2 separate regions of the Homo sapiens genome follow, and region 1 is linked to region 2. Evidence: chromatin loops called from intact Hi-C (ENCODE). Cell type or tissue: gastrocnemius medialis. All regions are shown on one strand. Each heading gives the region's core, and the rest is flanking DNA. Links, peaks and the distances in the headings are about the cores only.

Region 1 (4,395 bases), core at 91-4,090, 54 kb after region 2:
ATCAACAAGGGGTAGGTACACTATCTAGAGACAGGGCTGAACAGTGGAACCAGGCATTTATCGGGCTACTTTGCTCTGGCTTGGGAAAGCTTGGGAGGAAGAGGTGAAGCCTGCTGGAGTTACAGCAGTGACACCATCTGTGGTTCCAGGCAAAGAACAAATACTAAGAAACAGGACATAGTGCATTCTAGGGGCCAGATACTGTTCTGAGAGCTTTACCTTATATTAACTCCTTTAAGCCGTACAACAAGAAAGTTAGTTTTACTATCATCCCCATTTTACAGATGTGAATACTGAGGCACAAGAGAGGGTAAGGTCTCATATTAAATGTGTGTGTGCGCATGCGTGTGTGTGCATGTGTGTATGTGTGCAAGAGGAAGTGTGCAGGCTGAATTCAAATCCAATTAGTCTGACAACAGAACCACGGTGATGATGACTAAATTAAATAATCGATATCAAAAGCTTAGCAGATGGTACTTGCTAGATAGTCCAACCATTTTAAATAAGATCATTGTTTTTATTACTAATTAAGTAGATAACCGGGAGCTTTTACAATTTGGAGTAAAGCACTAAAGTAGTACTAGAAGTGCGCCCTAGAAAGGCAATGCTGGAAGTCATACACAGGATGGTTTAGAAACGTGCATGGAAGGGAGAAAAACCAGATTAGAGGCCCTGGCAGCTATTGTGCAAGGGTGATAAGACATGAACTGCTATTGTAGCCAAGTGAATGGAACAAGGTAATAAAAAGTAGGGAGATGCTTCTGCAGGAATGAGAAAATGTAGGAACTAATCAGATAGGAGGTGGAGGAAAGGACAGCGCAAGAAATCTGGGGAGTAATGGAAAAAGATGGCTTTGTGTTCTTAAATCTGTGGACTACAAAGCTGAGGAAGAGTGTCTGGATTTGGCTGTTGGAGAAGGAGGTTTTTGGATAAGGAAATATGGATTCTCGCTGAGTTCACTAACAGACATGTTAAGCTTCAAATGATGATTGTCCAGAAGTACTTAGAATTGTACTATTGGAAATTAGAGGAGAGACAGGGCTAGACAAGAGATGTGGACATCATACACATAATTAGCAGTAAACAAAGAAGAGATCATTCTCTAAACAAAGCATGTAACAGACCAATGTGCCTGTGTTATTCTCAGAACCCATCAGGCCAAGGAAAAATTAATGTCAAGGATAAACATAATTGGATAACAAAAGTGGAGCTATTTTGGACCTCTATTTTTATTTAGCAAACACTTATACAGCTCTTACAATATACCAAACATTGTTCTAGATAGGTGTTTTACAAATATTAATTTATCTAAATGTCATTAAACCCTCTCTAAAGTAGACAGTATAATAATCATTATTTTATAGAGGAGAAAACTGAGGCACAGGTCCAGAAATGTGCCCAAGATATGGAGCTAGTAAGGAGAAGGCCTGGGATTCAGACTCAGTCAGTGTTACCTCCTGAGTGGCCTGGACAGGACAGGCTGGCCGAGGCACACCTGTGCAGCCCAGCAAAGCCTCCTGTAGAGATGGCAGCTTAATCTGGGTGTTTACCTCACATCTGCCATTGAATGATTCAATTCATTCAGCCTCTGTTAGCAATGGTGCAATCAAATGACTCCAGGAATTCTGAAATAACGTATTGACCTGCAGGGACCAGAAATTGCTATCAGGCACTGGGAACCTCTCTCAGGCAATGGTCACACTAGGCAAAGGCTTCTGCTACCCCTGGAATCATCTCTCTGCAGGGAGTTCTAGTGCCGTTGTTCCCATCTGGCAGATGTGCAACATGGCTGAAAAAGGGATGCCTGTGGCTTTGGGTGGTCTGCACAATTGTCCTCAAGCTCTAGTGTACACACAAACTGTGTAGGGTGCCTATTACGTATGCAGGTGTACTGTAAACCTACCAGATCAGAAGGACTCTGGGGAAACCCACGGAATCTGCATTTCAACACAGCCAGATGTAAGACATCCCGACCCATTTCTACATTCTTCCTAGTTGACATGGCACCTCAAAGTTGGAGATACATGCACAAAGTTCAGTGCCAAAGGGGAGAATGGAAAAGTCCACTCCCACAATCTCCAGATGATTTTTGCTCACAACACTGGGCCCCTTTGGAAAAAAAAAACCCAGTTTGCAAAAGTTCCTGGAGAGATGGCAGGAGATATATCATAAGGAATTTCCCTGTACACATGGATGCCCCAAAAGCAGCATACTTATCTCAAAGAGCAATCTGACATGGGAAAGGAGGCTCATGCAGAGAGGGCATAAAAGCCTCCTGTGGGCTTCCACCATCTAGAGGCAGCTGCCACTGAAGTGTGGGTGCTGCAGCTGGTGCCAAGAAGCAGCAGTGCCAAGGCATCTAGATCTGCCTATTTTTTGCCTCCTCCCCACCCCCTGACAAAGCTCTGCTTACATTATTTTCCACTGGCTGACCATGCCTGGGGCACTCTGGCTGCAAAGAGCTATTTTAAGAACTCCCATCTTGAGTTCATACGAGGATCTCGTGTTTATTGACAAAATGATCCTACAGAAGTCTTGTTTCACAACTTGGAAAATGCCACAGTTTCATCACTGTTCAGAGCCCACCACACACAGACCCGGCTCTGACCCCTGGTCCAGATACAAAGGTACAGCATTCCCTCACTTCACTCCCTCACTCTCACACTTGACTTCCTTAGTGCCTGCCTTTAGCTTGGCCCCCCGTTGTCTGTTTCTGAGGGAAAAGGGGTGGGGTAGAGAACATCATGAAGGTTCCCTGGGGTAACTGGACCGCTCTCTGGCGTGTGTGCCGAGTTTACCATACAAGAAGAAAGATGCTTCAGAGTTGCATTAATCTGGGGCCTGCTATGGTGCTATTCAGTGGTCTGACGCTTTCGAAACATAGACCTTTTCCTGCAGAGCGACAGACCCTGCTACCCCGTGCTACCTGCAGATAACAAACCCCCACAATAGTGTGGGCTTCTCTGTACAGTCCCAAGAATGGTTGCGTCTGTTTCCAACACCTAGTTAAAGGAACGGCACTTAGGTCATCAGTCTTTGTTAAATGAAAAAGTATGTTTGCTGAAACTAGGGTTTCTCAATGTTGGCACCTTGACATTTGGGGTGGGACCATTCTCCACTGTGGGGGCTGTGCTGTGCACTGTAGGACGTTCAGCAGCAGCCCTGGTCTCCGCCCACTCACTAGATACCAGCAGCACTTCCCCCAGCCTGGACAATCACAGTGCCAAATGTCCCCTGGGGCACAAAGTGGACCAAGCGAGAACCACTAGCTTAAATAAATGCCCATCTGTGTCATTTTTTAAACTGAATTATTACCTTTGAGACGTTGGAATATCATACAAATATTGTATTCTCATTATAGAGAATTTGGAAGAATACATAAAAATACAAAGAAGAAAACCAAAAATGCCCATAATTTTATCCCTTTGTATCAGCCTGTGTTAACATTTAGACGGTATCCTTCAGTCATTATTTCTGTGCTTATATTAAAAATGTGACCACATTTTTACAAAAGTAACTATGTAGATATATATAATTTAAATAATATACCATAAATACAAATTTTCAATGCAAAACCTCACAGTTCACACACAGAAATGTGTTGGGTGTGACTTGAGCTTAGGCAGCTGTGGCAGCAGGGGCAATGCTGCACCTGGTGCCATTGTCCTTACTTTGTATGTCCCTCAAGGGCTGGACATATTCCAGTCCTCGGAGGGCCTTATCTCCTAGGGATTTTCTTTCTTTGGGACACAGGTGTAACTTACTAAAAGTGTGACTCTTATAAGTCACTCCCCTCCCATCGTACCTTGTCTATAGAATGAGGACAGTAATACCCATCTCCTAGCTCATCAACTTGACCTCACAGTTGTGAAGATCAAGTGAGGTGCTGCTAATCAAAATGCCTGGGAAGGTTAGAGGTCATATAACCACCTCGGGAGCCTTGTGTGTAAATCGCTCAGCAGCTCTTGCTGGAGTTCAAGGAGATGACAGTTCACTCTTCTTTCCCCATCTGCCTCAGCTGCCCCACGGATGAAACCGTCCTCGTGCATGAGAATGGGAGAGATCACAGGGCAACCTTCCAATTCAATGCTTTCCGGTTCCAGAACATCCCCAAACTCTCCAAGGTGTGGTTACACTGTGAGACGTTCATCTGCGACAGTGAGAAACTCTCCTGCCCAGTGGTGAGCTGCCTCTCTCCAGAAGGACAATGTTACCTAAAGGGTGCCAGTATTGGAGGAGCTGGAGTTTGAGTGGGGAGATCATAACCAGGCCAGGGCAGCTGTGTGCTGAGGACATCTGGAGGAAATGGCACTGAGTATAAGGGCAGATGCTCGTGAGGGCAGATGCTCAGGGCCCTATCTGCCCTGCCTCCAACAACCCACATGGTCTGGCATG
Region 2 (4,395 bases), core at 220-4,219:
CCAGGCTTCAGGTGGTCCCTGGCTTGAAGGTGGAGTTTCACCAGGGACCCGCCCCTTTCTGCCCAGGAGCCTGTCTGCCTCCTGCCGCCATCAACATTCCATCCACAGGGCCCAGGCTGTTTGTGTCAAGGGGTTCCTGCAGGCCCACGCCAAGCTGCCTGCAGCACCCCCCACCAGCCTCCTTCCCATGTTCATCGCCACCCAGAGTCCAGTGGGGGCTGAGGCGGCAGGGGGTTGGCGTGTCGGTGCCGCCCCAAGTGCACGCACACCTGGCTGAGTCACGACAGTACCTGGGCTCAGCCACAGCTTTGCTCTGCTCTGGAGTGGGAGCCAGGAGTGGAGAGAGGCCAGGGAGCAGGAGCAGACACTTCCGAGCCTGTGGGGAAAGAGCCCACAAGAGCGCAGGGATGCTCAGGTCGGGAGCCAGGGCTGGGCGGCAGCAGCGGTGCCCAGGAGCATGGGCTCCTGCTCCACCAATTCAGTAGGGGACAAGGCTCTCACCTGTTCCCAGCTCCCACCAGCGCCACAGAATGCACAACCCCGCTGCACCTCCCCTGCTGCAAGTGGTGTCTTCATAACAGCTGCTCCAGACTGGCCACTGCTGCCATCATTATTATTCCTTTGAATAAACTTCCTACCTTTTTCTGTCTCCCTACCTTCTCTTTAAGATCAATAACTCTTAGATTTGCCCTTTTGAGGTTATTTTCTAGATCTTGTAGGCATGCTTCATTTTTTTTTTTGGTCTCTTCTAACTGTGTATTTTCAAATAGCCTGTCCTCAAGTTTACTCATTCTTTCTTCTGCTTGACTAATTCTTCTGTTAAGAGACTCTGATGCATTCTTCAGTACGTAAATTGTATTTTCGGCTCCAGATTTCTGCTTTATTCTTTAACTATTTCAACTTATTTGTTAGACTTATCTGATGGGATTCTGAACTCCTTCTCTGTGTTAAATTGGATTTCATTGAGCCTCCTCAAAACAGCCATTTTGAACTCTATGCCTAAAAGGCCACATATCTCTGTCTCTCCAGAATTGGTCACGGGTGCCTTATTTATTAATAGTTCCTGTGGTGAGGTCATGTTTTCCTGGATGGTCTTGATGCCTGTTGATGTTCATTGGTGTGTGGGCACTGAATATGTAAGTATTTATTATGTTCTTCATAGTCTGGGATTGTTTGTACCCATACTTCTTGGGAAGGCTTTCCAGGTATTTGAAGGGATTTGGGTGTTATGATCTAAGTCTTTGGTCACTGCAGCCATATCTGCTTTAGGGGGTGCTCCAAGCCCAGTAATGCTGTGACTCTTGCAGATTCATAGAGATACTGACTTGGTGGTCTTGGGTAAGATCTGGAAGAATTTCCTAGATTAACAGGCAGAGACTCTTATTCTCTTCCCTACTTCCCCCAACAAACAGAGTCTCTCTCTCACTCTGTGCTGAGCTGCCTGGAGCCGGGGAAGGGGTTAGAGAAGAACCCCTGTGGCCACCACCACTGGGACTGTGCTGGGCCAGACCCAAAGCCAAGCCAAGGACTGAGTCTCACTCAAGGCTTGCAGTCACCATTGCCTGACAAGTGCCTATGTTCACTCAAGGTGTTAGAGCTCTACAATTAGCAGGTAGCAAATCCAGCCAGCCTTGTGTCCTTTCCTTCAGGGCAATGAGATCCCCCTGGCACTGGATGGGTCCAGGGTTGCCATCTGGGAGCTAGGGCATAGAGTCAAGAATCTCAGGAATCTACCTGGCTCTCTATTATACTACAGCTGAGCTGACAACCAAGCCACATGACATAGTCCTTCCTGCTCTTTCCTCCCACTTCCACAAGCAGAGGAGTCTCTCTGCCACAGCCTGCACCACCCCAGGCCCACGATGAGGACTGCCTGGCTACTACTGGGTTTCACTCAAGGCCCAAGGGCTCTTCAGTCAGCTTGTGGTGAATTCTGCCAGGCCTGAGTCTCTCCCTTCAGGGCAGTGGGCTCCCCTCTGGCCCAAGGCAGGTCAAGAAATTCCATCCAGGAGCCAAAGCCTGGAATTGGGGATCCCAGGATCCCACTTGCTGCTCTATTTCTCTATAGCCAAGCTGGTAACCAAGTTGCAAGACAAAGTCCCCTTTAATCTTCCCTCTCCTTTCCTCACGCAGAAGGGGTCTTCCCCCCTAGAGCCACCACAGCTAGGGATGTGCTGGGTCACACCCGAAGCCAGCACAACTCTGATTCTCACCCAAGGGCCACGGCAAATACTTCCTGTCTACTACTACTGATTATTAAGGGCCCAAGGGCTCCTTAGTCAGCAAGTGATGAATTCTGTCAGTACTGGGCCTTTCCCTTCAAGGCAATGGAGTCCCTTTTGGCCTAGGGTATGTTTAGAAATATTGTCCAGGAGCTGTGGCTAAGCTGGTATCCAAGTTGCAAGACAAAGTCCTCTTTACTCTCCCCTCTCTTCTCCTCAAACAGAAGGAAGAAGTACCTCCAAGAGTTGCAAGCTGTGCTGCCTGGGGTTGGGAGAGGGGTTATGCAAGCACTCCCTTGGCCTCCCGGCTTATATCCCACTAGGTCCCATGCACCCCAAGTCCACTGTCTCCATGGCAAGCACAGCACTAGGGCTTGCCCAAGAATTATAGTCCGTGTGGCCTAGACTGCCTTTCAATTTTATTTAGAAGCCCAGAGCACTTTAGCCCATGATGGCAGGGCTTGCCAGAACTCAGCTTCTGGCCACTGCAATGGATGATTTCCCTGTGGTTAGGACTAGTCTAAATGCTCTCTCCATGGGTGTTGGTTGGGTTCTGCCTGGTGTTTCTTTCTGCTATGACAAGGCAGCAATGAGTTTCAATGCAAATTTCCACAATCACTGCATTCTCCCTCCAACAAGCACACAGATTCTCTCTCCGCACCACATGGTGGCTGCTGGAAGATTGGGCAGAGGTGGTGCAGGCAATTCAAGGCTGTCTTTCCTACCCTCTATAGTGTCTCCTTCCTTAATATGATATTAAAACCAGGTACTGTGAAAAATCACCTGATGTTTGGTTCTTATGAAGGTGTTTTTTTGTGTGGATAGTTGTTCAATTTGGTGTTCCTGTGTGGGTGGACAATTGCTGAAGATTTCTCTTCAGCCATCTTTCTCCACCTCCCTCCTGCACCTCTTTCACAGCTTAGTTTGTGAACAAAGATTCGTTCCTGTTATGATAGCTATTATTGATCGTTCATTCACTCACATATGCATTTATTCAACAGCATTTATGGCAGGTGTTGTTGTAGGAGTTAGGGACACTACAGTGAACCAGAAAAACAATCCAGAAATAATAGATACATGGTACATCCACGCAATGAAATATTTAGCAATAAAAACAAATGAAGTACGAATACATACTACAACATGACTGAACCTGAAAACATTACGCTAAGTGAAAGAAGCCAGAAACAAAAGACTATATATTGTATGATTCCATCTCTATGAAAAGGCAAATCGATAGAGACAGAAAATAGATTGGTAGTTGCCAGAGGATGGCGTAAGTTGAGGGCAAGTGAAGAGTGACTTCTAATAGGTTCAGGGTTTATTTTCAGGATGATGAAATGTTCTAAAAATAATTGGGCTGACGGTTGCACAACTCTGTAAATTTACTAAATCCACTTACTTATACACTTCAAATGGGTGAATTGAATGATATGTGAATTGTATCTCAATAAAGCTGTTAAAAAAGAATATTACATTTAAAATTTTTAAGATTAAATCAATAGATGCAGACATTTAAAAATTAGTAGATACAATAGTAGCTCACTACATGACTACCGGGATTACTTCCGTGTATTTAGATTTTTTTAACTTTTTTTTTCTGCAGAGATGGGGTCTCACTATCTTGCCCAGGCTGGTCTAGAATTCCTGGCCTCAAGCAGTCCTCCTGCCTTAGCCTCCCAAAGTGCTGGGATTCCAAGCATGAGCCACCATGCCCCATCAGTATATTTGTTTTAATATAATGAATACTTCTGCTAGTGAATCATCCAGAACGCAAAAGTAAGTGAGGCATCAACTGACCCAGGCTGAGCTCAGAAGCTCAAGCTCAAATTGAGAAGGCTGCCAAAAAAAAAAAAAAAGATAGTGTGGATTTTCTGGGGCTTTTATTGTCCCCACCCTTTTCAGTTTCCATTAGTCTAGAGAAGTGAGAGTCAGCAGATTGGATGAAATTTCCTGAACCTGGAGCTGTTGAGAAAAGTCTTCCTAAGCCTCCTTGAGTGCTGCAGGCATGGTTTCTTTTGATTCTCCAGAGACAGAGCCTAAAGCACACCCTTGGAAGCAGGTAACCTTTTGCGAAAAGATTCAGGAAGCAGGAGTGAGAGACCACAGAGAATGAGATCTGGAGGGGGAAGCACCAGTCACTAGGACATTATCAAGCTGATTCCCATCTTGG

The links. A loop is a pair of places that touch in the nucleus more often than their neighbours do. Peaks named below come from ENCODE experiments on the same cell type or tissue, not always from the same donor. Only the 100,000 strongest peaks of a DNase experiment are listed, where the experiment ranks them.
Region 1: it touches region 2 in a loop (2.8-fold over the local background); 4 of 110 quality-filtered maps call a loop at or near these places.

Annotation. Positions count from the first base shown.
Region 1 is chr10:112,294,051-112,298,445 of GRCh38, forward strand. TECTB (tectorin beta) reads left to right here. Exons shown (of 11, transcript NM_058222.3): 7 at 1-11; 8 at 4,019-4,181. Among named protein-coding and RNA genes, the nearest start is that of MIR6715A, 3.4 kb to the right of the region's middle. In gastrocnemius medialis, for the core only: no CTCF peak of the experiment used is centred there; a DNase peak (open chromatin) is centred at 2,350; H3K27ac peaks cover 3,057 bases.
Region 2 is chr10:112,240,409-112,244,803 of GRCh38, forward strand. No RefSeq gene overlaps it. Among named protein-coding and RNA genes, the nearest start is that of TECTB, 41 kb to the right of the region's middle. RefSeq lists an enhancer at 1-212. In gastrocnemius medialis, for the core only: no CTCF peak of the experiment used is centred there; no DNase peak of the experiment used is centred there.